Regions from separate parts of the Mus musculus genome. Here all the other regions are linked to region 3. A link is a loop called in an ENCODE intact Hi-C map of the cell type or tissue named here. Cell type or tissue: left cerebral cortex. All regions are shown on one strand.

Region 1 (8,000 bases), 180 kb before region 3:
GAGTTGCCACATACAGAGGGAGCAAATGCCACATACAGAGGGAGCAAAATGCTTTGGAAATCTCCTTATATGACTGTGATATAGAAAGTTAGCTTCATATTTATTTAATTAGAATATGAGTACATTTATTTTATTACTGAGTTCCTGATTTTTTTAAACTTTTTTTTATTGTCTCATCACACTAATTGAGTGATTGTTCCCTCTTCTGCAGGACCCTCTAAAACATTATATTCCACCAATATGGCTTTATCATCCAGCCCAGGGATTTCAGCTGTACAGCTTGTAAGGACAGTTGGCCACACTACTACAAACCACTTGATCCCAGCGTTGTGCACAAGCAGTCCTCAGACACTTCCCATGAACAATTCCTGCCTGACCAATGCAGTGCACCTCAATAACGTCAGTGTTGTTTCTCCTGTCAATGTGCATATCAATACACGGACTTCAGCACCATCGCCAACAGCCTTAAAACTTGCCACAGTTGCTGCCAGCATGGACAGAGTGCCAAAGGTTACTCCCAGCAGTGCCATCAGCAGCATAGCCAGGTGTGTGCACGAGTGGGTACTGTTCCTGAGCTGTGCTCTAGCTGTCCTGAATCAAGAGAAGCCCTTTTGACTTTGTGCTGCTCAACTATATCTTTTGACAGACTTGATTTTTCAAAAGCTTGAGGATTTGCTTGCTACAAAAAAGCTCTTTGCCTAGTAGCATCCTTAAATGCCAACCAGAGTTGTAAAAAAAGAAAGCATAAAAAAGTCAAATTGACTGATTTTAAACACTTCAGTCAGTCTCATCATGTTTTAAATTTTTTTTATTTAAATAAGCTAGGTGGTAGTGGTACATGCCTTTAATCCCAGCACTAGGGAAGCAGAAGATCTCAGAGTTCAAGGCCAGCCTGATCTACAGAGCAATTTCCAGGACAGCCAGAGATACACAGAGGAAATTTTATTAAAATTATTAAACTTACTAAAAATGTTTTATATTTATTATTTTATGTGTCCGAGTGTTTAGCATGCATGCATGTGTGTGTGCGTTGTGTACATACCTGCTACCCAAGGATACCAGCAGAATACATCAGATCCCTGAGACTGGAGTTACAGATAGATGCAAGCCATTATCTGGATGCTGGAAATCAATCAAACCTGGGTCCTCTGCAAGAGCAACAGTGCTCTGACTGAGCCATCTCTCCAGCCTCCATCCTATCTCATTTTTATAGATTGAGAGTATAGGTTGAAGCTGTGATCAGAGCTTAGGTTGAAACCAAACTGTTATTCTAAGCTTTATATTTTTAAAAATAATTTTCATTTTTGTAGTATGTGTATATATATATATGTGTGTGTGTGTGCGTATAAATTTGATGAATTTTCAAGTTTTGCAGGGCAAGTTTTTATGTTCCTTTCAATAGCACTATTGCAAGGAAAACAGTAAAGCAGAAGAAAATTGATCTGCATGGGTTAAAAAGTTTATGATCTTAAGCCTATAAAAAGAAACTTGAATTAATTGTGTTATATTCCCTAATCTATTGTTAGTATTAGAAATTAATGGAATTTCTGAACTGAAGAAAACCTCTTCATTCCTGCCGAGAAATGATAAAAATGGGGAGTTTTCTAGAATTATGTTTAGTTATAGTTACTTAAAAATGGGATTTATACATGGTCAGTGTATTCTCAGGAGTACTAATGCTTATTGTCCTCTTTACCTTCTTACAGAGAGAACCATGAACCAGAAAGACTGGGTTTAAATGGACTAGCAGAGACAACAGTAGCTATGGAGGTGACATAACGGAAGGCGCGTGGCCTGACCTGTGTGGATGGTTGCAGTCATTCCTATTCCAGCGGAATACAAAGGCGGGTGGCACTCTGTGGATCACAGAGCAGAACAATGGACCTAAATGGAGTACAGTATACCGGATGTTAAGTCGATATATGATGTATATTTTGTAAAATTGGGAAAATCACTACCTTGTAAAATAGTTTATTTGTATCATCAATATTATTTCTGTTACTTGAATAGTAGATATTCATCATCATGCTTTTGCACTTGAATTTGCAACTGAATGGATTTTAAAAATAATTCTTTAATGGGATCATGAGCATGAAATGGGATCCTGCATCACTTGTTTTAACTATTTATTTTGCCATGTTTACATTTTGTATCTTGTAAAAAAAATAAATCCAACTTTGTGTCTAAAAAGTTAAAGATTCATAGCTAGGAAATGAAATTCTTGTAATTTTTTTCTAAAGGAACTGTAAAGTTTTCACTTGGTTCATTTTGTTTCACAATTTGACTAGATGGACTTTTTGGTAAATACTTTAGTGGCATTTCACTGTCAAATACGACTTCAAGGCAAAATAGTATTTTCTATTACTGTGCAGGGGAAGGGATGGATCGATACATGCAAATTTAATGTAGTAACTCACTTTTCCATATATTTTGAATGTATATTTCTATTTATAATACCAGTTTATAAAAAATAATTACACAGAAAAAGTGGACTAGGAAATTATGCATCTAGCACATTTAAACTGTGCAGATATGAAAATTTTTCATGGATTACATTTTATCTGAAGACTGCATATTTTAACTGGCTTTAAAACTGTAACACACCACATAAAAGATATTTACCAGGTATGTATTGCATCATATCATTGCAATAATTATTGGAAGTCTATATATCGAGCCATCCCAGGTTTTGGGAGGGGGGAGGGTTGTGGCGAGATTGTCTTTTCAATTTTGGAGAGTTTTCCTGTGGCTACAAGGCAAGTAACGGGTTGGAAACCGTCTGACTGTAAGTGTTGGACACCTTCATAGCGTAGTGTTTAGTGACTTTTTTATACGGTTCTTGTAAATTAGATACGTGTAGTGGTGTTTCAGAATGTTTGTTTATGCACTAGTTCAGACAACTTTCCCTGTTACTTGTTCTTGATAAGTGAAAACTGCAGGGAAATAAAAAATACATATCAAAACACGGCCATGCTGCATATGTGTTTATTTCACCATGTGCACACAGCGCAAGTGAGGGAGGACAGGAGGGACAGGCCAGCCCGCACAGCACTTGTCGCCCAGGCCTTCAGGCATGGAGGAGAAGGTCGAAGGCTCGCCTCTGGGCTCCATTGGGTTTCAGATAATCCAATATAAACTACCTTTGCTATGAAAGTTCTTAAAATATTTTACAGAATGTAAGTAATTTGCAGTATAGCAGTCATTGAAATCTCATAAATGAGCCTCATTTTATAAATATATAGAGTATAGTGTAGAATTATATTGCAAGGGGGTTTTGGAAGTCCTGGGAAATGTAAATATTTTTAATGAATACAATTAAAAACCATTTCAAACTGAACATAATTTTATACCTTTTTTATATCTGCAGTCCTGAAAGTTGTAAACTTATTGTCACTTAAATTAATGGGCCAGGATTTCTGCTGAGAGTGGTTTATTCAGATCCTAAATGTAAAGCAATTTATGGTCAAAACCACAGGGGAAAAATAAATTTAATTACTTTGTCGGTTGTGACCTGATAGGATCCATGCTCGTTTTTGCCATACTACCTCTGGGGTTCACTGCTGATGATATAAAGGAAATAATTTGATTGATATGTATGTGACTATGTTCATTCTGCTTACAGTTGGATGTATCTTGCTATTAAGAATTTGAAACAACTCAGTGCTAATTTCAGAGAAAGCTTCTCCCCTCCCCCCATTTTGCTGAAGTAAAGCATGAAGTTAATTTGCCTTATGTGATATATGTGTGTGTGTGTGTGTGTGTGTGTGTGTGTGTGCATTATAAATAAGTGAAATGAGAACTATGTATTTGTACAGTTTCTGGAAGTGATAGCAAGTCCAGAACTTACAAAAGACTGATTAATGGCCAGTTGATTTATTCCTTTTGAAGTAAAATAGACAATTTCAGCCTTCCTTCCTTCCTTCCTTCCTTCTTTCCTTCCTTCCTTCCTTCCTTCCTTCCTTCCTTCCTTCCTTCCTTCCTTCGCTGGTTGTACCTGCTTCATAGGATGCATTTCAATTACCCATGCGCACAGTTCCAGCACTTCTCCAGGGCTGAAAGTTAAAGGGTGGCTTGTGCGGTTGCTCTGTGTGCTGCCAGCTCTGCTATGTCTTGGAACTTTTCAGAACACTGGGCAGATGCATTCCTTTGGAGGCAGTAAGCGTGGGAAGAGAGGTTTTACTTGTATGTGTGCATTTGTTTAAAATACAAAATGACTTGTGTGCTGGGTCATCCTTTCATTGGTGTAGGCAAAATATCAGACAAACTGCACTTTTCTGCCTTACTGGAAGGAGTACCCCCTTTTTAGTCAAAGTCAGTATTACCATACAGCTCTAAGTATATTTGAAGACACAATGTGTGTTTCTTTTGCAGAAGACCAAGAAAAAAAAAAAAGAAACTATTTGCAGTGTATATTTTTTAAATGTATGCATATAGCATTGTAGCTCTTTTAAAAATAGAGTACAGTGTTTGCAAGTGTGTTTAGTATTTTATTGTTAATATGACTTGGGCTGGAAGGCGTTGAGAATAGTAAAGGCCAACGTTTTAGAAACTTTGACTTAGTATGTTCAGCTGCATTTCAGTATGATGCTGTGCTTTTCAACATAATATGTGTTTTATTGTCCCTTAACCCCTTTGGTAAACAGTTTTAGAAAGCACTGTTTCATTTTACAGGTCAGAAAAGGGTTGGAGCAATCTGAGTTTCTGAGCCAGGTATTCAAGCTAGGTAGTCACTGCAGTTCTGAGCACTGCCTCCCCATTTAGTGTGGCAGTCTCCTGGAGCTGTGCTGCCCTGTGCTTGCTCCCATCTGCAGCAGTCCAAAGCTTGCCCCAGAAGACAACCTCCACCTCACCCGCACTCTTCCACCGCCAAGCTACATGCATTTGAAAGCCTGGTTTCTCACCATGCTCTGTTTCTCCAGACCTAGCCAGTGAGTGCTCCAAAACTCCCAACCTGCATACGCCAATAGGAGCAGGACTTGGCCAAGTTGGCCCTTTCTGGATCTTTGTTTCCCCATCTGTAAGATAAGAAAGTTCCTGAAACTGTAAAAGAGGCCTCACTGATAAACTTGGTAGAGGCTCGTGGGTGGCCCATGTGCCACTGGTTGTTTGCTAAGGAAGTAAGCTTTGTCAGAGTCAGGTTAGTCTAGAGCTCTTTCAAGTCATGTCAGAGGCTGACAACTATGAGTGTATTGCAGCAAACATTGAGATCAACTCATACAGAATAATTGTAACTAAGTTGTTAGTGGCTATACCAAGAGAATACAAAGTGGTAATAAGATGGGTGCTTTAATCCTTTTCTAGTCTTATCCCTGAGTTAGTATTATTTAGGCAGCTCTTTCTCGAGGCTTTCCAGAAGCATTCTCTTCCCTGCCCTTGTCAGTATGTATTGCTTCATTAACTATACAGTATCAATAGCAAGTTAGATGTGTGCCTCCTTCCTGTGCCTCAGGCTGCCTGAAGGGCTTTTTAGCTGTCATAATATTTTACCATAAGTTCAGTTACAGCCATGTACTTCAGTAATCACTTATTTGGTACAGAATTTTAGATTGTCCCAAAACAGAGTCTGATGCCATATCAAATATTTTACCTTCAGTGTAGAAATCCAAACCGTTATAGAAAATCATATCCCCCAAACAGTGACATATATATTCAAACTCTGTAACTACTCATATATAGAATACTTAATTCTAGCCTGCTAGGGCACATGGGCACACAACTTCTTAAAAAATGTGTTGAATGCACTTGTCTCACTGAAGGAAGTTGATTTTGGTCATTAACAAAGTGAGGTCAGGTTAAATAAGATAGGCAAGATGAAGGCTTTGGGTTTCAGCAGAGGATACTCATAGGTTAACACTGCTGACTGATGTCACTATGCAGGTCTGTAATTGTCGCAGTCTCCTGGTACTTGGGCTTCATTCGAATCTAGTTTTTCAAATGGAGAAAGCTCCGTTTCCAAGCTCCTTGGGTTGTAACATTTCATCTTAGGATGGCCATGAAATTCATGTTTATGAAGCCATCACTGAAGGTCATGTCTGCTGCCTGGTGATGAAATTATTTGCCAGATTGTATAAAAACAAAACAAAAAACGATTTAAGCCACTCAAGTACTAACAGCTGTTTTGCTGGGCCAGCTATCAGGTCAGGGCTGAAAAAGACACAGCAGCAACCTTGAAGCCTTTGTAGACGCTGGATTCAAGAACAGTGAGCAACAGGACCCGAGCACCTGGCTACTGGGCAAGGTGGGGGAGGAGCCAAGGAAGGAAGAGGGCGGACATGATGGAGAACCATGCAGAAGCTGAGGGAGAGAGGAGCACTCAGAAGACGGGCATAGAAGTCCTCGGGCTGTGGGAAGTCAGATGAGGAGATGTGAGGAAGCCTGAGGATGGTTCCATTCATTGTTCCTGGGCCTCAAGAACTGAGATTTGAGAACTACATAGCAGGCCATGAGTCCCAGCTACTTAGGAAGCTGAAGCTGGGCCACAGCGATACCAGTCCAAGTGGCAGAAAGTTCCTGAAAATAAAGGTAGGTGCTCATGCCTTCCAGGCTGATTGGACCGGGGTCACCAGAATTGAGTCGGGATATTATTTTGTGCTTAGATCCTTTCATGCCTTTGCTTCTGTCGTTGAGTGAGTCGATGGGTTGGTTGTTCCCAAGCTTCCTTGCCACATAATAACTGCAGCGGAAGTTAACATTTCTGCTTTATAGTTGTGATAGTATGCAAGCAACTGCTTAGAAGCACAGGCAAATAAGTGCAACAAAGGATTTTCCCAGCTTCAATAGCTTCCCTAAAATACAAACATTTCTCTGACTAGGCATATTTCCAGTCACTAGAAGTCATGCAGATTTCATATATATACGTGTGTGTGTGTGTGTGTATATATATGTATATGTGTATATATGTGTGTATCAGCTGCTTTTCTTTACCTACTCCTTTAAGCATGTAAGAGTGTGTGGGGCAGGTTTTCTTTCAGCAGTCCACTGCAGATTTTAAATGCGATCCTTTATTTTCTACATAAGTCCTAGACAGACTTCATACCTTGACCATCTCAAGCAAGCCAGGCTTCCAAGTAACTTCCAGAACATTATGTGCTCCATGCCAGTGGGTTGAGCACATTCTATCCGTTCGTCTATTTACTGTTCAAGGTTTGCAGCCTCTCCAGACCACTTCTGCGTGTGTGTGTGTGTGTGTGTCTGTGTGTGTGTGTGTGTGTGTGTCTGTGTGTGTGTGTGTGTGTGTCTGTGTGTGTGTGTGTCACTGTGGTAGACCCATGGGGATACATCCCAAGACCTCCAGTGGATGTCTGAAGCCCAGAAGAGAATGGAATCTATTCAGTGTATCAGTTATCTCAAAGAAAGGTGTTCTAGAACCCAAATGGGTATCAAAATCCATAGATATTTAGGATTCAATTCTAAAGTGGCACAGCATTTGCATTGGCTGACATACATTCTCCAGTAGACTTTATTTTTAAATAATATTACTTTTTGAAATTATAATTACCTCACTTCTCCCTTTGTTGTTGCGGTTCATTGGTTCCATAGCTGGACAGGAATATTGAGTGTTTTCCTCCCTTGGAAGCTTGCATGGAACCTTCTAGTACTATGAAAGCCAGTCATCAGGGAGAGGCTTTCATCTCACAACCAGCTCAGGTCCTCTGGTCTTGCATCCAAGATGCAAGCTGTCTTCTGCAGTAGGGACTTACCTTCTACTGGGAGGCAACCAAGGACAACAACAACAATAGCCTGTAATGTTTTGGGAGTCTCTCAGCTCTGACCAAAAACTCAAAAGGATGCTTCCCACGCCCGGTGTTGGGGTTTTTGTTATACAGTCTGTCGCTCTTGGGGGTAGCATTGTCATTTGTAATGTATATGCACATTTATTATATGTAATTTTGTGGGAATGAATAATAATTTGTCATAATTTGACTCCTTACAACTTTTCACTCATCCTTGCTGGTATTTTATCCTCATCTCTCTCCCTCTTGCATTTATCTTGATCCCCT
Region 2 (8,000 bases), 780 kb before region 3:
TAGAGCAAATTTCTGCAAATTAATAAGAGAAGCTAAAAAAACAATTAGAATGTTATCTTCAAAGTGTTGAAAACTATCCACAAAGCTGTAAGAAACCATAATTCCTTAGAACTGAAAGCAAAACAAGAGCTTTGAAGCAAAGAAACAAGAGAACTGGTTAAATGCATTAAGGAACTTCTGCAGACTATCCTAAGAAAAAGGAAAAGGATGCCAAAAAGACAGTTAGAAATGCAAGACATTAATCAGAAGAAAGTGGCCAAGATATAGAAACATCTATGTCAATATTTATTGTTAATATTGCTGTCCAACATAAATGTAAATCCTAATTTAACATTTTCTAGTATATTTAATAAAGCAAAAAAGGTGAAAGTAGTTAAAATTTTAACAAGCAAATATAATGAGAAGCTGAGGTGTTTTACACACTTTTCAAATATAAAATGAAACAACAAAACACTAAAAAAAATTCCTACTGTAAGTCAAACTACCTATAACAATACATTTCAAGTGCTCAAAAGCCACATGGGGCTGGTGGCCAAGTTGAAACCCTATGTCCTGGAGTTAAAGCTAAATAGAAAGTTCAAGAAACAATAACAAGATATAAATTAAAAAAGTAACACTAGGCCGGGTGGTGGTGGCAGCGGCGGTGCACGCCTTTAATCCCAGCACTTGGAGGCAGAGGCAGGCGGATTTCTGAGTTCGAGGCCAGCCTGGTCTACAAAGTGAGTTCCAGGACAGCCAGGGCTACACAGAGAAACCCTGTCTTGAAAAAACAATAAAAAAAAAAAAAAAAGAAAAAAAAAGAAAAGAATGTAATATTACAAGAACAGATTATCTATCTGCCGCAATGCTACAAATCCTTATGGAAAACAGCAAAATAGAAAAAGAAACTATACAAAAGACTTTAAAAGGATGATTTAAAAGACAATTTCTGAATGAATAAATCCAAACAGCCAAGTTTCTGAAAACAGTCAATATCACCAGTACAGAACTTTACTCAACACAGAGCAAATTATAAAACTACCCTCATTAGATTGACAAAATTAAAAGCTAGTTGTTGGTGAGAAGGTACAAGTAAGGCTCGCTCACACCTGAGGCCGGGGGATGAGACAGCATGCCAGTCTAAATGTTTGGTGAAACTGAAGACAGCCACATACAACTCATAAAAATACATAGCTATATTCACATAAAATTATGTAGTATTCAGATCATTATTATGTAGCTATGTAGATCATTTAGTAGTAAAGAAATGAATACAAGTCAAAGTCCATTAAGACTAATGGTGGCTTAGTTATAAAAACAGTGCCTTTACCTTAGAAACTCTTACACCACAACAAAAAAATATATAAATTACAGCAAAATGTATTAACAGGGTCAAATCTCAGCCAGGTAAATAAAGGGTCCGACTTAATAGGGTGTGTGAACTACCTACCTACAAGCAGATAAAAAGAGGCCAATTGAGAATTTGTTTAGAAGCGCTGACATACATTTTTACTAAAAGAAAAGCAGTGAATCACAAGAATCAAGATAATAGTAAGGTGGCACCAGAGGAAGAGAGGCCTGGAAGCAATTAGTGGGCCTGTTCCTGCCAGCTGCTACCCATGTTTTGGTTCTTGATTCATAGTGGTTACAGGTTATGTATGCTACAGTCGTTCTCTACATCTGTGTTTTGTGCAGTTTCCCACACACTTAGGCCATTACACAAAACAGGATTTAAAAGTTTTACCTAGGTCATAATAGTTTTCTATAAGAAGATTGAGACTTGGTTTTCTAATAAAAATTTTAGGGCACTGGAGTTTTGTTTTGAACCCATCTGACATAATTACCTCCCTAGGACGAAGGAAAAAAAAAAAAAAGCACCGTGCAATGGATACATTAAATAGCGTACTGTATAGACTTGCACCAAGAACAATTCGGGAAAATGTGTAACTTTTAACAGACTGAATCCTACTGAGCAGAACTAAAATAGTTAAGACTAAGTAAGAGTAAGTGCGAAGATCTCCGATTTTGAATTTTTTTTAATGTAACTTGGATTATTAAAGACGAGGTAATAGTCCTCCGATGTATCTTGACAAAAACCAGCTAAAAGACTAACGAAGAAAGTTAAAATGAAAAAGAAGCCGTTATTTCACTATAAAAAAAAGAAACACCCAGACAAAAAGCTTTCTCTTTAGCTCCACAAGAAAAGAATATTTCAAGGCTTTTCTTTTTTAGTGACAAAACTCTGTATGAAAGACCAAACAATCCCAAGCATCCTCAAACGGGCAGTCTTTTGTGTTTGCAGCATTAAGGCAGAGAGCATGCAGGGAGCCCTCACTCAGACCTTTCCTGCCCGTTCCTTGCCTACATGCCTACAGCTTCTCCAAAATCCCAAAGAAAACAGAAAAGTCAGGAAGGCAGGATGTGTATGAGCAAGGCTACCGCAGAAGCTGATCAAAAGGCACACATCTGGTTAGGTTTTTCCAAATATGTCGCACGCTCTAAAGCAGGTAGTGCTTCTCTCTCTGCAGAGAACCTGACCTCTCAACACTGCCCAATCATGTTCCTCACCCAAAAGCCTTCTGTAGCCCGTCTCTGCTGAGCTCTGTGCCCGCTTCGTCCACAGCAGCTCCCGGAAGCCGAGAGCCAGGGGCAGGCCTCCTGCTTTAGGCCTACCCGGCCTGCACGAGCCTCCCACTCCCCTCAGATTGTCCACCCGCCCGTAGCCACTGCGGCCCTCACCTTGCCTACGAGACCGGCCTTACCTCTCCCAGTCAAGCCTGCCTAAATCGGGCAAAGCCGGCCGCCGCCGACGGTGAGGACCGAAGGATGTTCACCACCTTCTCAGTCCCGCTGCTCCTACTGCAGCCCACCGCGCACAGCAACTCCCAGCATGCACGGCGACCGGCCGGCTTTGGCGGCCCCGCCCCCGCTCCGCCCCACCACGTGACCTGCTTTCAGGTCGGTCCCCGCCTACTTCCGTCCCTCCGCTCTCCCAGAGGAGGGAGGAGGCAGCTGGGGCTGCTCTAGAGTAGCAACTTCCTCCCTCTTCCCGCCCCCGCCCGGCTACCCCCTGCTTACAATGGCTTCCGGGTCGCCAGCGCCTTGGAGCCTTCTGGGAAAACCATCTCATTTCCTCCCCTCCCCCTCCTCCTTGCCTTCCACCAACCAGCCTCCCGTCAGAACGGGACATGCGCAGTGAGTGCCTCCCGTCTCGTCTCCCCGAGCCCCCCCTCCCCCCCAAGCAGAGAGACCCCAGCAGCAGCAGCAGCTGATGATGAAGAGAGAGGCAGTGGCAGAGGGGGGGCACCTTTTATTTCTATTTTTAAAGGGACAGGACACTAATTTTACCCCACTTCAACCTTGAATTGAGGGGGGTGGGGGGAAGGCGGCCGAGTTCCTCCCCCACCCTCCAGCTCTGAGCCCCGAGTGGGGGAATTGAGCCTGAGAGAGGAGAGGAGTTTCTTCTTCTTAGAAAAACCCCCATCCACGACTCCTACCCGCTCAGCCCTCCACACGCCTGCTTCCAGAGCCCCCTCCACCCTCCTTCTCTGTGGCCGGGAGAGAAGGAGAGAAAGAGACCAAAAGCCTCTTAGCAACACAGACCCTTGGCTGCTGCTGCTGCTACTGCTGCTGCTGCTGCTGCTGTTGCTGTTGCTGCTGCTTGGCCCTGGCTGAAGACATCTCCCTACACCGGGAGCAGCCACTTCCCCAGCTCTCCTCCTCCTCCTTCGCCTCCTCCTCCTCCACTCCCCCCCTTTATTACCCTTTGTGTCATCCTCCACAGCTCCAGGGAAGGCACTCAAAAGTGGGGGGCAGGAAAGGTAAGTGTGTCTGTGGGGGCTCCATTGCCTTCCTCTGGCTCTGACTTTCACTCCGGGGCAGCAGTAGCACCAAACCTCATACGCAGTGGAGCTCCGGGGTGAGGAGGGGGTGGTGCTGGGGGGGGGGGGAGTGAAGGAGGGGCGGGAGTGAGGAGGGGTGTGTGAGGTGGGGTGTCCACCCTGTCAGGGAAGGAAGGACACTTTTATTTTTATTTGCTGTTGTCAAAAGTGCTTTCTCCAGCTAACATCTGATTGTGTCTTGCTTCACTGGGGGAGAATACAAAAACAACCCCCTCCTTCCTCCAATGAGGCGCCAGGGAAAGAGACAGAAAAGAGGCATACTTTCTGGATGTCACTTAAAAAATTACGTTTGGAGAGATTTTTTTTTCCTCTTTCCTCAGGAAAAGCTGCCTGCATTTGTTTCTGAGTGGGAAAATGTCGGGATCTGAATTGTGTTGGAACTGCTTTAACCAGTTGTAGACCTGAGTGTTTCTCTCTCTTTGCTTGTCTGTGGCTTGGATATTGACTTTAGTGTTGAAAGACTTGACTGGTTTTACGTTAGGTGTTTAGCTTCTCCATTTTTCATTTTGTCTGAATGGCATAGCGAATTTCAAATTTTACTTCATAAGGCCTTTGGTTGGATTTTACACTTGTCTCTCTCTCTCTCTCTTTTTTTTTTTTTGTAAAAAATATTTGCTTCATGTTTGACTATATATTTAAAGCTTAAAATGCTTAAAGTTTAAATGCCATTGGTATTCTCTTTTCCCACATACCTTTCTGGTATTCATTTTCCACAACATGGAAATATTAGATATTTCATAACTAACTTTTCCCCCTCTAATCGTTGTAACTTGTCTGAACAAGTAATCCCCATTGAAAACTTTATGTTGTTCTTGCTGCATAGAAGGCCAGATATCCCCATCAATATTTTGCTGGATTGGTATCACTTCAGTTTTAACTGAATTATTTATTTACTGTTGTAAACCGAGAAGAGGTTTTCATCTCAATTTTTGTTGTGAACAAATTGTTCACATATGTAACAAAATTAATTTCCAAAATAAACTTTAATGAGTTAAAAAATCATGAAGTTGTAGTTTGTTATAGTTGGCAACAATCGAAAGGTAAATCTAGATTTAGATTTATAGAGTAGCAGTCTTGATTAAAAATAACTATTCTGTATTCCTATATGATATATTCTTATGGCTTTCATTTTATAGTGCTATATTTTCTTTATATTTATATATTATACCTATATTTCAAAATAGAGCCAAATTTTATTCCAGCAGTACTAAAAATATATTTCTGTTGTAGGCCTCATGGTTACAGCTTACATTAGGAGGTAATATTTTGTTTCATTTATCCATTTCTTTAGCCTTCTTTGAAAATGGATACACACATTCATATTCTATCTGTATGCTTCTCTTTCACTTTATAAAAACCGCATTGGTTTTTTTTATTCCATAATTTATGTCAGCAATAGAAAAACAGTCATTCAATCAGCAAAAAGGATTGAAGAAATAAATCTATAAAGACATTTGGCATGTGATCTTTGACGTAGTAGTACACTGTGATGATCCTTTTTTTTTGTTTCATATTTTTTGCTTGATTGTAAAGCCAAAACATGATATATGCATATTTTAGTAACCTAAAAGTACTTCATATGTAGAACTTGTCTAGTAAAATTTTAATTACCAACCATATATAAAAGTAGACATTTACACAGAGAGTGGGGAATTATAGCAGTAATCAATATGGTCCTAATTCTTTGATTTCTGTTATGAATTTGAACACTTTTTTTCACCTTTCTCTGAAATGTGATTGCTTCACTTAAGCAGAAATCAGTGCTAATCCCAAGTTGTTTCTCCCATAGTAATACTATTACTGGTCCACCTCAGATTTCCTGTCTTCTTAAAAACTAGTAACCGTAATGTAACGGATAAAATTATAAGTATGCAGCTTGTATAGACAGTTGGGAGAGTGTTGGCCTAGTAGGCACCTAAGTAAAAATTTTCAATCTGGAATTTAATGCCTGTGCTTACTTTGTATTTCCTTTTTGTTGAGACAGGGTCTCAGATACTTAGCTGAGACTGTCCATGAGCTCATGCCACCCTGCCTCAACCTTGTGAGCAGTGGGGTTACAGTGCTACCATATCTTGTATTAGTTCCTTTGGAACCGCTCCTATTCACCTGTTTCCTACATAACCGTCCTACTTTGATTAGAAGACTCTGCATTTTCTGTAAATAGGATAATGGCATGACTTAAAAACCTTTTATTCTAGTTTTAGTATAACTTATATTCCGAGTGTTAAATACTGTTGATATTTTAGGAGGATAATCTTTCACGTAGATAATACCTTTGAGGTCATATTACCTAACCCTTTATGTGCTGTGATATTTAGAAGTACTGAAGAATTGAAGGATTCTATGATTGGTTTTTTGTTTGTTTCTTGTTGCTGTTGTTATTTTATTCATTTATTTATGCCAGAAATGAAATTTTCATGCCTATTTCCGTATGTAGTTATTGAAAGTAGTCTACATAGGCTTTTCTCAAGACTGAGTCTATGATCTGGAACTCTATGATCTAGACCAGAGTTGTTTTTAACTCACAGAGATCCACCTACCCTCTGCTTCCTCTGTCCTGGGAGGAAAAGTGAGCAGCTACTATGCCTGTCTAAGCTAGTTCTTTTCTATGAACGTGAAGGTATATGACTTTAGAACTATAATTTGCCCATTTGTAAAGCTATAGAAATTCGTTGTTGCCCATTACAATGAAGTAGTGCTGATTTCACTGCTTGTGGATTATCACCTTTCTGAATCAGTCCTACTTTCTCAACTGCTAACCCCCTACCTCAGACCTCCAGGTAATCATTTCAGCAAATCTATTTCTTCCTCTTGTTTTGAGAACCCCTATTTACAACAACAATTAGAATTATAAATGTTTACTTGCAAGTTTGACTTAATGAACCACTTAAGGACAAAAGTTCACCTGATGAGAATTTGTATGCAACTTCATTCATGGCAAACATGGTGCATAGTAGGGCCAAGTGGTTGGCATAATCCACATTAGTTTTAAAAATAGATCTATTTGATTTTTTCAACTAAGAAGTATAAAATTAACTTCTCATGTTTTTCCCTCCTTATTGATATGATTTTTAATACATGGAAGTTTTTTGTTTTCCTCAGAATTTTTTTCTTGATGTTTGCTGTGGCTCTCACATTTCCTAATTAACAACCAAATTAAATGCTGTTAAAAAGTATAGTGTCCAAAGAATAAAAAATGCATTCCCTTCAAGTCCTCATCAGGATAGAATTTGACAGAAGTGGCTTATTTTGACTATGCCATGACATAAATCTGGCTTAAACGTCCACTTGTTCAGGTACACCAAGTCGATGTTGCTCTGAGTAGTTGGGGTTATTAGGCTGTTCTTGGCAGCTCTATAAAGCAGTTGTTGCTTAGGTGACATGTTTCCCTTTGTGTTTTTTTGGTTCATGCCCAGAGAATTATCAGCTTTCCAGTTTTCTATGGATATGAAGATTTACATCTAGTCATCAGTGGGACCCCATGAAGTCAGCCAGAGAGCCTATATCCAACTTTTGTATCTTTGTAAACTTTGTGGGATTTTGAATGTATGTGAAAAGTAGATTGTTCTTAGTTATTAATTAAACATCTATAGAGTATCTTCGTCTCTCAGGCATATGTTAGGCATTTGAAAACAAGGACAGTCTCTGCAATTCCATGTAAACGGATTTCATAATTGTATTCCACAGATGTATTGGTCAAATCTTTATTTTTTTTAACCAAAAAATATTGACCATATGAGTACTGTTAGAACAATGCATATTTTAGGAGATTATATTACTATATTTTATTAAAGTAGACAAATATAAAAAATTTCTATTTAATACTGTACTTTAGGGGTTTTCAATTGACACACAATTCAACTATTAGACTATAAAGCTATCTATGTGGCTACCACTGCTGGGTTTTATTCTAACTATAATTCTTTAACTTGAAGATAATTTAAAATGTTTATTAATTTTTTCAAATTAAAAAAGATAGTTCTCTCCAAATTTACTAGTTTGCCCTCAGTATATATTTAGACCTCATATAGCAGGTGTTAAAGGTATACATTTTCATTTTGAGTGTTTGTACCATATTTTAAGCAATTCATAACAATATTATTGAAGTTCACTGAATTA
Region 3 (8,000 bases):
TGGTACAAAGACTGAAGGTGGCACTTGCAGTCAACCCCCTGGAGCTGAGGTAGGCTGCAGACCATTATTGATGTATATCTTCCTGATATCTGTTTTCTAGCTTGATTACTACAGAAAGTTATAATCAAAAAGAGCTGGGGGAGGGGAGAGTTGGTCTAGATAGACAAGACCTCACTTCCAGAAATCTGGGTAGATTATTGCAGAAGAGGACGGCAGTGTGAGAGTATGTGGGTGTGTTTGTCTCCTCCTTCCTTCTCCGTGCCTTTCCCCTCTCTTCTCAGAGAAGTCAACAGTAGCAGCCCCACTAGGTTCAGGCGACTCCTTTGGCTCAAGTGTGAGGCTGATCACATAGCTGCATGGCCCTGAGCTCGGACCTAATCACTTTAATGACTGACCCCTCTCTCCTTGTGAAGCTCTTCCCGGAGGCAGACTAATGGGTGATGCAGTTTGACCATGTTAACTGGGGTTGCTTTCTCCTAGGACAAACTCAAATAGTCATGTGACTAGAGAAAAGATTCCTTGAACAGCAGGTCTCACTCATCCCCAGTAAAGTCCACTTAGGAACCCCGGAGGCCCAGAAACTTAAATCAGTGCGCCCTGTGATGCTGGCATATTGCCCTTGGGATATCCTAAGCGCTTTCAGTTCATTTCATCAAGGTTGCTGATATTTTCAGTCTGGTTTAATCTTTCTTGGGGTGGTTTGGCTCAGGTGCTATGGGGACACCTCTGGCCCGGATGTAATAGTTTTGTTCTGGGAATGCCACCATTAATCTTACAGGGCTCTGTCTTTGGGTTACAGCCCAGAGTCTGCTATCACCTTTGCAAGCTGAATGTGACTGGTTGAGGATTCTCCTTTGCTTGTCTGTGGTTCTCCATGTTATATGTCACCCAAACATTAAAGCAGGGTGACCCTACCATTCCACAAACACATCTCAGAAGATACCCATGAGAACTGGGTACTTTGCCTTTCGTGCTGAGTCCCCCCCCGCCCCCCTCCCCCCCGCCTGCCTTTTTAAACCTGGGTAATTGTACTCAACACCTCAATGCAAAAGTAGATCAATAGTAAGTTAATAGTTTTTGCAAACGTATTGATTTCTCCAAAGAACTGCTATTGTTTTCAACAGTGAGGAAAAGCCACACGCAATCTCTTCCTCACTTTACAGATTCCCACATGTACTGATTCTTGGATGACAGGTCAGAATTGGTTCTATGATGCTGAGAGATATGGGAGAGAGTGGAGCACAGAGGTGATGCCCCGGAGGACATCAAAGCTCTCGGTCTACTGTGCCGCTTGACTGTGTCTTATTGGCCGTCATTCTCACGTGACCTCTCAGACTCTAGAGGAAGGCCCCATGCTTCCAATGATTTAGATGTTTAGATTCTTTGAGAATGCATGAGTTGGGACACAGTGTCTTCTTCGGTTATTGAAGTCTCTGGGATGGAGTGGGGCATTCGCTGGCTGGTAGCATGTCTTTCTTAAGTTTTCACAGCCTGTAGTTGACAGAGCAGGAGCGTGTTTTCCTAGCTCTTGACCTTGAGCCCCACACTCACTTCATTTTGGCCTTAGCCCTTTAACCAAGGAACTGGTTAGGCTCAGTACGTCTTTCTAGGACACAGTGGGAGAAAGATTACATAGTTTCTCCAAATCCCTCTGTGCTATTCCTCATGGGTCTAAGAAGAGATAAACGCAAGGTCCTGATCCTTGATGGAGAAGCTCGCACTTTGTAGTAGACCTGCAGCTTAATGATAAGAGGCGCAGGGACGACGCCCGTGCTTACCTGTACGCTATTCTTATCTGTAACTGAGGGCTCACAGATGTCACTTCAAAGATTGTTATGGAGACTAAAAGTCCCAGGTAGATAACAGGATGCTGTAAATACCAGGTTGCTCATCAGTCTCCTCTGTGGGTTCTCTTTGCTTGATGTAGAAGACGCCTCATATGGGGCCGTGAAAGGCTGTCAGTACAGTGGGAGGCTGGGTTCTAGAGTAAAAATATACACGGTGGCTTTGTGTTGCTCACGGAAGGCAGTAAATTCAAGAACTGTAAGTTGACTACATACTGTACTAATGACTGTTTATCAAAAAACATATCCAGATTTGGTGACTTTTTGACAGCGGAGGTGACCGTATCATTTCATGTATAAGAAAAATCCAACTACGAAATTAATTTCTGAAAAGTGCCTTGAAATCTTTTATCTCAGAGTGAGCATGCTTAAACATGTCCTGAGAGATACACTCGACGTGCAGAAAGTACAGCAAGCACACCTTATTCAGAAAGGCCTAGGAAATTACAGTGAAATCAGATAGACAACACTAATTCCTTAGAAGGTTGCCCTCATAAGGGGCAAGCCTACTCGAAGGCTTGTCTCTAAGCACTGATTTGCCTTCTCGGAGAGCTCTGTTTTAACTCTCTGGATGGTTTCCCATCACATCTTAGCTTGTCACCTGTCGGGGAGGAAGGCTACATCTTCAGGCTTTGCCAAGAGTGCCGTGTGCAAGCTCAAGCCACATCACCCTGTCCCTTCTTATTTTTGTCCGTCCCTTGGGGGCAGTTGTGGATTTTGGGTTGTTTTGCTTCGTTGCCTCGGGGAAGTGATGAGGTTGAACTTTTTGGGTCTTTTATTTTAAGCTCTTTACTCTTCTTGTGCTGAGGAGCAGAAATATAAAATTGGTCCTTGTAACTGACATGCTAAATGTATGAAGCTGAAGGAAAGCATGGCCTAGAAAACAGTGAGTTAGCTGTGCAAGCGCCAGTTCTTGGCAGTTTTGCTATGCTGTAATTTCTCTGATTCTTTTTGCCAGAAGGATTTGGCAAGGAGGGAAATAATCAATATTCTATTCACCATGGAAGAAACATCGGTGTATAAAGTTCAGTGCACACGAGCTTCCTGAGCATACTAGTGAGATCGAGTATATAGGAAAGACCAGAGACACAGGACGAGGGTGTGCAGAGCCTTCCCTGCACACGTGAGAGTGCTGGTGCTCTGGAGGGTACCAGCTACACCATCCGCTTAATCCCGTGCCGGTGATGGCGTAGACTCCACCATACATGGTGCAGATGTCTGTGGCAAACAGGTTCTGTGACCAGGCTCCGCCATTCACCTGCCTCACCTCACCTCTGAAGCGGATCCAAAGTGCAGGAGAAGGGTCCTTCAATGAGGAAAACACTGGCACAAACCTGTGTTTGAGGAAAAAAACTTGTGTTTGAGGAAAAAACCTGTCACAAAGACAATGTAATACACTGAGCTGTTATTTGACTGCTTGGGGGTGCCAGCCGAGACGGGCATTCCAATAGGACTTTTATAATGAAAGGAGATGTGAGCCTGGAGCCACATTGTCATTTTTTTTTTCACAGAATGTGCTTAAAATTTCCTTTGAAATCATGAAAACAGAGCAGGAAAGGCCACATTCTTCCCTAGTGGTTCCGCCTCAAGCCTGCTGCCTGCCTGTCCTTCACTGGAGGTGGCTTGCTGGTGGGGGAGAGAGGCAGGCAGAGCACTCTTGCTTTCTCAATAGCAACACCTAGTGGCAGTGAAGAGAGCTGTCGTTTTCCTGTGTGCTCACCCAGCCGGCTGCAGGACTTTGCTTGTTTTGCTTTTCAATTGGCAAGACTATTGGTTGCAGTCAAGAGGGCCGTCTATTGGAGAAAACTCCACGGAAGCTCGAGTTTTTTTACTCTAAGTAAATGGGCATGGTGTAGTAGCCCTTTCTTCCCGTCACTTGGCAACATTCCTGGTCACAGATGGGCTTGCCAGTTTACATCTTTATTTGGGGAAGGATGTCTCTGTAGTCCCTTTCAGTCCCGAAGTATGAGACCCCTGGTTTCTGGATGGGCAGGATTTGGGTTCTCCAGGCAGATGTTACCTTTCCTAGAAAGAACTCTACACGGCAGATTACCAAGCTCCTGGAATGGCCCCTGCTGCACTTTCCCCATCTAATGAGTGAACTCGGGACTGGCCTCTTGGTGTCTGATTCTGGAAGGGGAACCAGGATGTCAAAACCGACACAACTAACTAAAAATTAAACATGATGTTTCATTTCAGGATGATGAAATTAACCAGCAGAGCCAGCTGGCTGAAAAGCTGAAGCAACAGATGTTGGATCAGGATGAGGTAACAGACACAATGAATTCTTTTTTACAGAGGGGTTTTTTTTTTTCTCTCTCTCAATCACTTTTCGTTGATAATATTAGTCCTAGAAATACAGTTTGCAAATAGCCTTTTTTTTCTTTTTTTTTTCTTTTTTTTAATTGGGTATTTACTTCATTTACATTTCCAATACTATCCCAAAAGTCCCCCACATTCTCCCCCACCCACTCGCCACCCACCCCAAATAGCCTTTTTTTAAAACCTTAAAGCGCATGGAGATTTCTTGGTCGCCCTTCTCTCAGGGTCTGCTAAAGGTTGGTTGTGGCAATGTGTAGCCAGCAAGCTCCTGACTCTGTAGTACTCTGAGCCTCAGGGTTGCTCTGTGCCGCACTTAGTCTTTGGGGGGCGGGCAGACACCTCTGTCCCGGGGAGGGTGGTGCTTGCTCAGTCTCTGCAGCAGCATCCCGTTATTTTAGGCTACTTCACCTCTACGAACTGCCTCATAGACAGAATGGTTTTTGGCATCTGAGTATAATTAATCATATTCACCCCGTTAGCCTCTCCTATCTCACCGGCCTCTCCTGCTTCTCTGTTTCCTTTCCCAAGCCCTCAAGAGTCCATGTAGAACAGAAAGTACGTGGCATTTGTCTTCCTGAGTCTGGCTTATTTTGCTTATCATGATGATGTCTTAGATCCTTTCCTACAAATGACATGATCTCCTATTTCTTTACTACTAAGTAAAACTTCATTGTGTGTATTTATATATCTATTAATCGTCTGTCTGTCATCTACCTACCCATCATATATTTACCTACTTGCTGATTTGCCTGTCATCCATCCATCCCGTCTACGTCTGTCATACTTTCTCTACCTAGTCGTCTGTTGATGGGCACCTAGGCTGGTTCCGTAACCTGGCAGTTGCAAAAGGCTGGTGTGTGTTTTAGCATAGACTGTGTCCTCCTGTTCTGCCCTACAGGGGATACACAAACAAAATCAAAAGTAGACCATCAAAGAGGAAAGGCAGCTGGGGCCGTAGTGCTGCTACTCTGTATTTGGTACACTAAAAAGGAGGCCACCTGGTTTCAGCACCCCCCCGCCCCCCGCCGGCATTCATTTCTACCACAAATGTCTTTTTTGCACCGTTCTGCAGTGGATTTTACAAACAGGAACCCAAGCCAAGCACAGCCAGCCGATCTACCAGAGACAGCATTCTCTTGCTGAGATCACCTAAGTATTTTTCTCTTTTGTGCTTTAAGATGCTTCGTTGCTAAAGTGCCTTTGGTTGGCTTATACAGTGCCGGCAGGTGGCAGAGATCGATGTCCCAGTCTCAGCCCCCACACCCAGGGAGCTCTGTAACCATTTCCTTCCTTTCTGCTTCCCATCATCTTTCCAGTGTAATGAGTGTGGTTCTGCAGGGAGGCAGGCTGTGTCTTTGGAGTCATGTGAACCCTGTTTAATAGATTCCTACCTTAGCTGTGGTTGTGGCCACTTATGTTCCCTGTTGTCCGCTTCCACATGTACTCTGCATCTCCAAGAGTGGTTCAGCTGCCTTGGATCAATTCCTTTTGTTACCATTCAGACTTTAATATTTTTTCCTTGCAAACTGATAAATGTCCATTAAGGAAATCAGACAATAACAATGGTAACAGCTACATGAAACATCCACAAACCCAGGACCTCATTTTACCATGTGTATAGATTTTAGGGTATATTCTTCTATACAGTTCTGATAAACAGTAAAGGAAAGTAACTTCATTTCAAGTACTGTTTGGGTGATTTTGAAATGAACTTAAATACAATATGAAATTGTGGCACTGTTTCCAGCGGCTCTGCCAGTGTACTGCCACTCATTAAAAGCAGTTCTCCCATCTTTTGTTTAACATGAAAAAGCCAACCAGCTGTAGTGCCCTGGTGTACGTGTGTGTGTGTGTGTGTGTGTGTGTGTGTGTGTCTCAGTCTGACTTAGAGCATAAAATTCTTAAAAGGTAAAAAAGAGAAAAGATTTTTGAAATAACACTTGAAAATGTGTTTAGCATCTGTAACACACGGTGAGAGTTCTCCACAATCTGACTGCTCCCAACTTGTTCTCCCGGATCTGGTTTTAAAATTGCTTTGTGCAGGGAGAGCGCAGGTCGTTGACATATAATTAGTGCACTCACCTGGCCTTCTCCTTGCCCCAGCTCCTGGCTTCCACGAGAAGGGACTATGAGAAGATCCAGGAGGAGCTGACACGCCTCCAGATCGAAAATGAGGCAGCTAAAGACGAAGTGAAAGAAGTCCTCCAGGCCCTGGAGGAGCTGGCTGTCAATTACGACCAGAAGTCACAAGAAGTGGAGGACAAGACCAGGGCCAACGAGCAACTGACTGATGAGCTGGCCCAGAAAACGGTTGGAGCAATGGTGTTAAAGGGGGCGGGGCTTCTCTGTTAACAAATGGGAAGGCAGTTGGCTGAGTGCTTATCTGTGTAAGACTTGGTGTGCTCCCTGAGGCCTCTCCTCCAGTCCCTTCACCACAGACTACCCAGCACAGCTGCTTTACACCCAGGAAGCTGATGACATCAGCAAGAATGCTTTCTGGAAAGGGTTAAATGCAGATGCTAGATCCAGGAAAAGCTTAGTGAGAAGTTTGACTTTATGGCTCTTTTGGCCTCAGGCGAGATTTTTAAACCGTCCTGAGTATTCATTGCTTTATTTCTCAAAAACGACAATAATGTGCTTCTTCATGGCACCTGTGTTAGTGACACTTTACGTAAAGCACTTAGCAAGGACCTCTGTGTGTGGTCACTGAATAGCACCGAAAGCGTTGTTACTAAAGAGCAGAGGCAGGGGATGCCCAGGAGTTCAGCAGTCCACAGTTTACATCCTGCTGAATGACAGTGTTCCCCGACTTCCCACCCTCTTGTCCTAGTCGGAAGGACAGAGGTAAGCTGGCCCTGTTCACTGGCTTCCAGCCGAGGGATCGCTGTATTTCTGGTTCCTCCCTGAGAGACAGCTGTTGTGGGTTTTACTTGGTGGGCTAGTGACAGGTAGTCTGCTGTGGCCGGTGAGCATTTGGTGATGTGGCGGATGCCATGCCCTTTGCTGCCTGGAGATGGCTCACAGAGAAATTGAGTTGCTGTAGCCTGGTGTCCTTGGTGGCTCTGCCTGAAGGACCTGGTGTCCTGGACTGTGCCATACTACCTTAATAGAAACATCAGTCCCGGGCACTCAGAGCAGGGTGGGGAGGAAAGCACTGGCTGCTGGCAGTGGAGCGGACAGGAAGTACTATTTACTCCCCACATCCTACTGCATCGGGGAAGAAAGGCCTTCCTAATGGTTTCCATGGGACAGGGCTGCTATGTCTGTGGTATTAAATAAGGTGAAACAAATAGTTGGCAGTGCTGATGGACTGTAAGTCCCTGCAGACTCACTGAGAGAGGACTGCCACTCTGCCTCTACTCAGTGTCCCCCTGGGTTCCTACAGCGTGTCCCTTCTGTGTTGTACATCTGAAAGCAAGGCAAGATTTTCTATAGTACGCTTCTCGTTTTGTGTCAGAACAACTATTATCAGACTGCTTTAATATACTATTTTTAGTAAGTGGTAGCGACTCACTGAAAATGCCTTTGAATTAACTTGCAAGGCCCGGGGAGGAGAGGACTTCCTTCTGCAGCACAGGCTGTTGGTACCAAGATGCTAGAAGAGCTACGATTCCAGTGCTGCGCCTGAAGAAGGCATTGCTTCTCCTGCTAACAATCGGGGTGGGGGGATAGAAAAGAGGTTAATTTGATGAAGTTTGGTGAGAAAATCGAGCTTTTGCTGCTATGAAGAAGCTCTGCTATGGAACCTGAGTAATTCTGAAGAATTATAGTATTTAATTTGGCTTCCCTGAGGACTAGAAGATGTTCTAAGTTGTTACCTATCCTCATTAGTGT

Evidence for each region. Hi-C counts contacts between places; a loop is a spot of excess contacts. Peaks named below come from ENCODE experiments on the same cell type or tissue, not always from the same donor. Only the 100,000 strongest peaks of a DNase experiment are listed, where the experiment ranks them.
Region 1: it touches region 3 in a loop (2.2-fold over the local background); 3 of 42 quality-filtered maps call a loop at or near these places.
Region 2: a loop joins it to region 3, with 4 times the contacts of the local background. A loop is called at or near these places in 4 of 42 quality-filtered maps.

What each region holds. Positions count from the first base shown.
Region 1 is chr2:49,548,220-49,556,219 of GRCm38, forward strand. It overlaps Epc2 (enhancer of polycomb homolog 2), which reads left to right. Exons shown (of 14, transcript NM_172663.4): 13 at 212-545; 14 at 1,707-3,390. The coding sequence ends at 1,779. Among named protein-coding and RNA genes, the nearest start is that of Kif5c, 67 kb to the right of the region's middle. In left cerebral cortex, no CTCF peak of the experiment used is centred here; a DNase peak (open chromatin) is centred at 4,126.
Region 2 is chr2:48,946,376-48,954,375 of GRCm38, forward strand. Orc4 (origin recognition complex, subunit 4) reads right to left here and starts at 2,892. Exons shown (of 14, transcript NM_011958.4): 1 at 2,742-2,892. It overlaps Mbd5 (methyl-CpG binding domain protein 5), which reads left to right and starts at 3,133. Exons shown (of 17, transcript NM_029924.2): 1 at 3,133-3,174. In left cerebral cortex, no CTCF peak of the experiment used is centred here; DNase peaks (open chromatin) are centred at 3,009, 3,625 and 4,085; H3K4me3 peaks cover 3,961 bases; H3K27ac peaks cover 1,711 bases.
Region 3 is chr2:49,723,848-49,731,847 of GRCm38, forward strand. Kif5c (kinesin family member 5C) reads left to right here. Exons shown (of 26, transcript NM_008449.3): 13 at 4,044-4,112; 14 at 6,270-6,476. Among named protein-coding and RNA genes, the nearest start is that of Gm46738, 19 kb to the right of the region's middle. In left cerebral cortex, CTCF peaks have their summits at 3,526 (motif pointing left) and 7,172; DNase peaks (open chromatin) are centred at 2,773, 3,001 and 3,505; H3K27ac peaks cover 1,616 bases.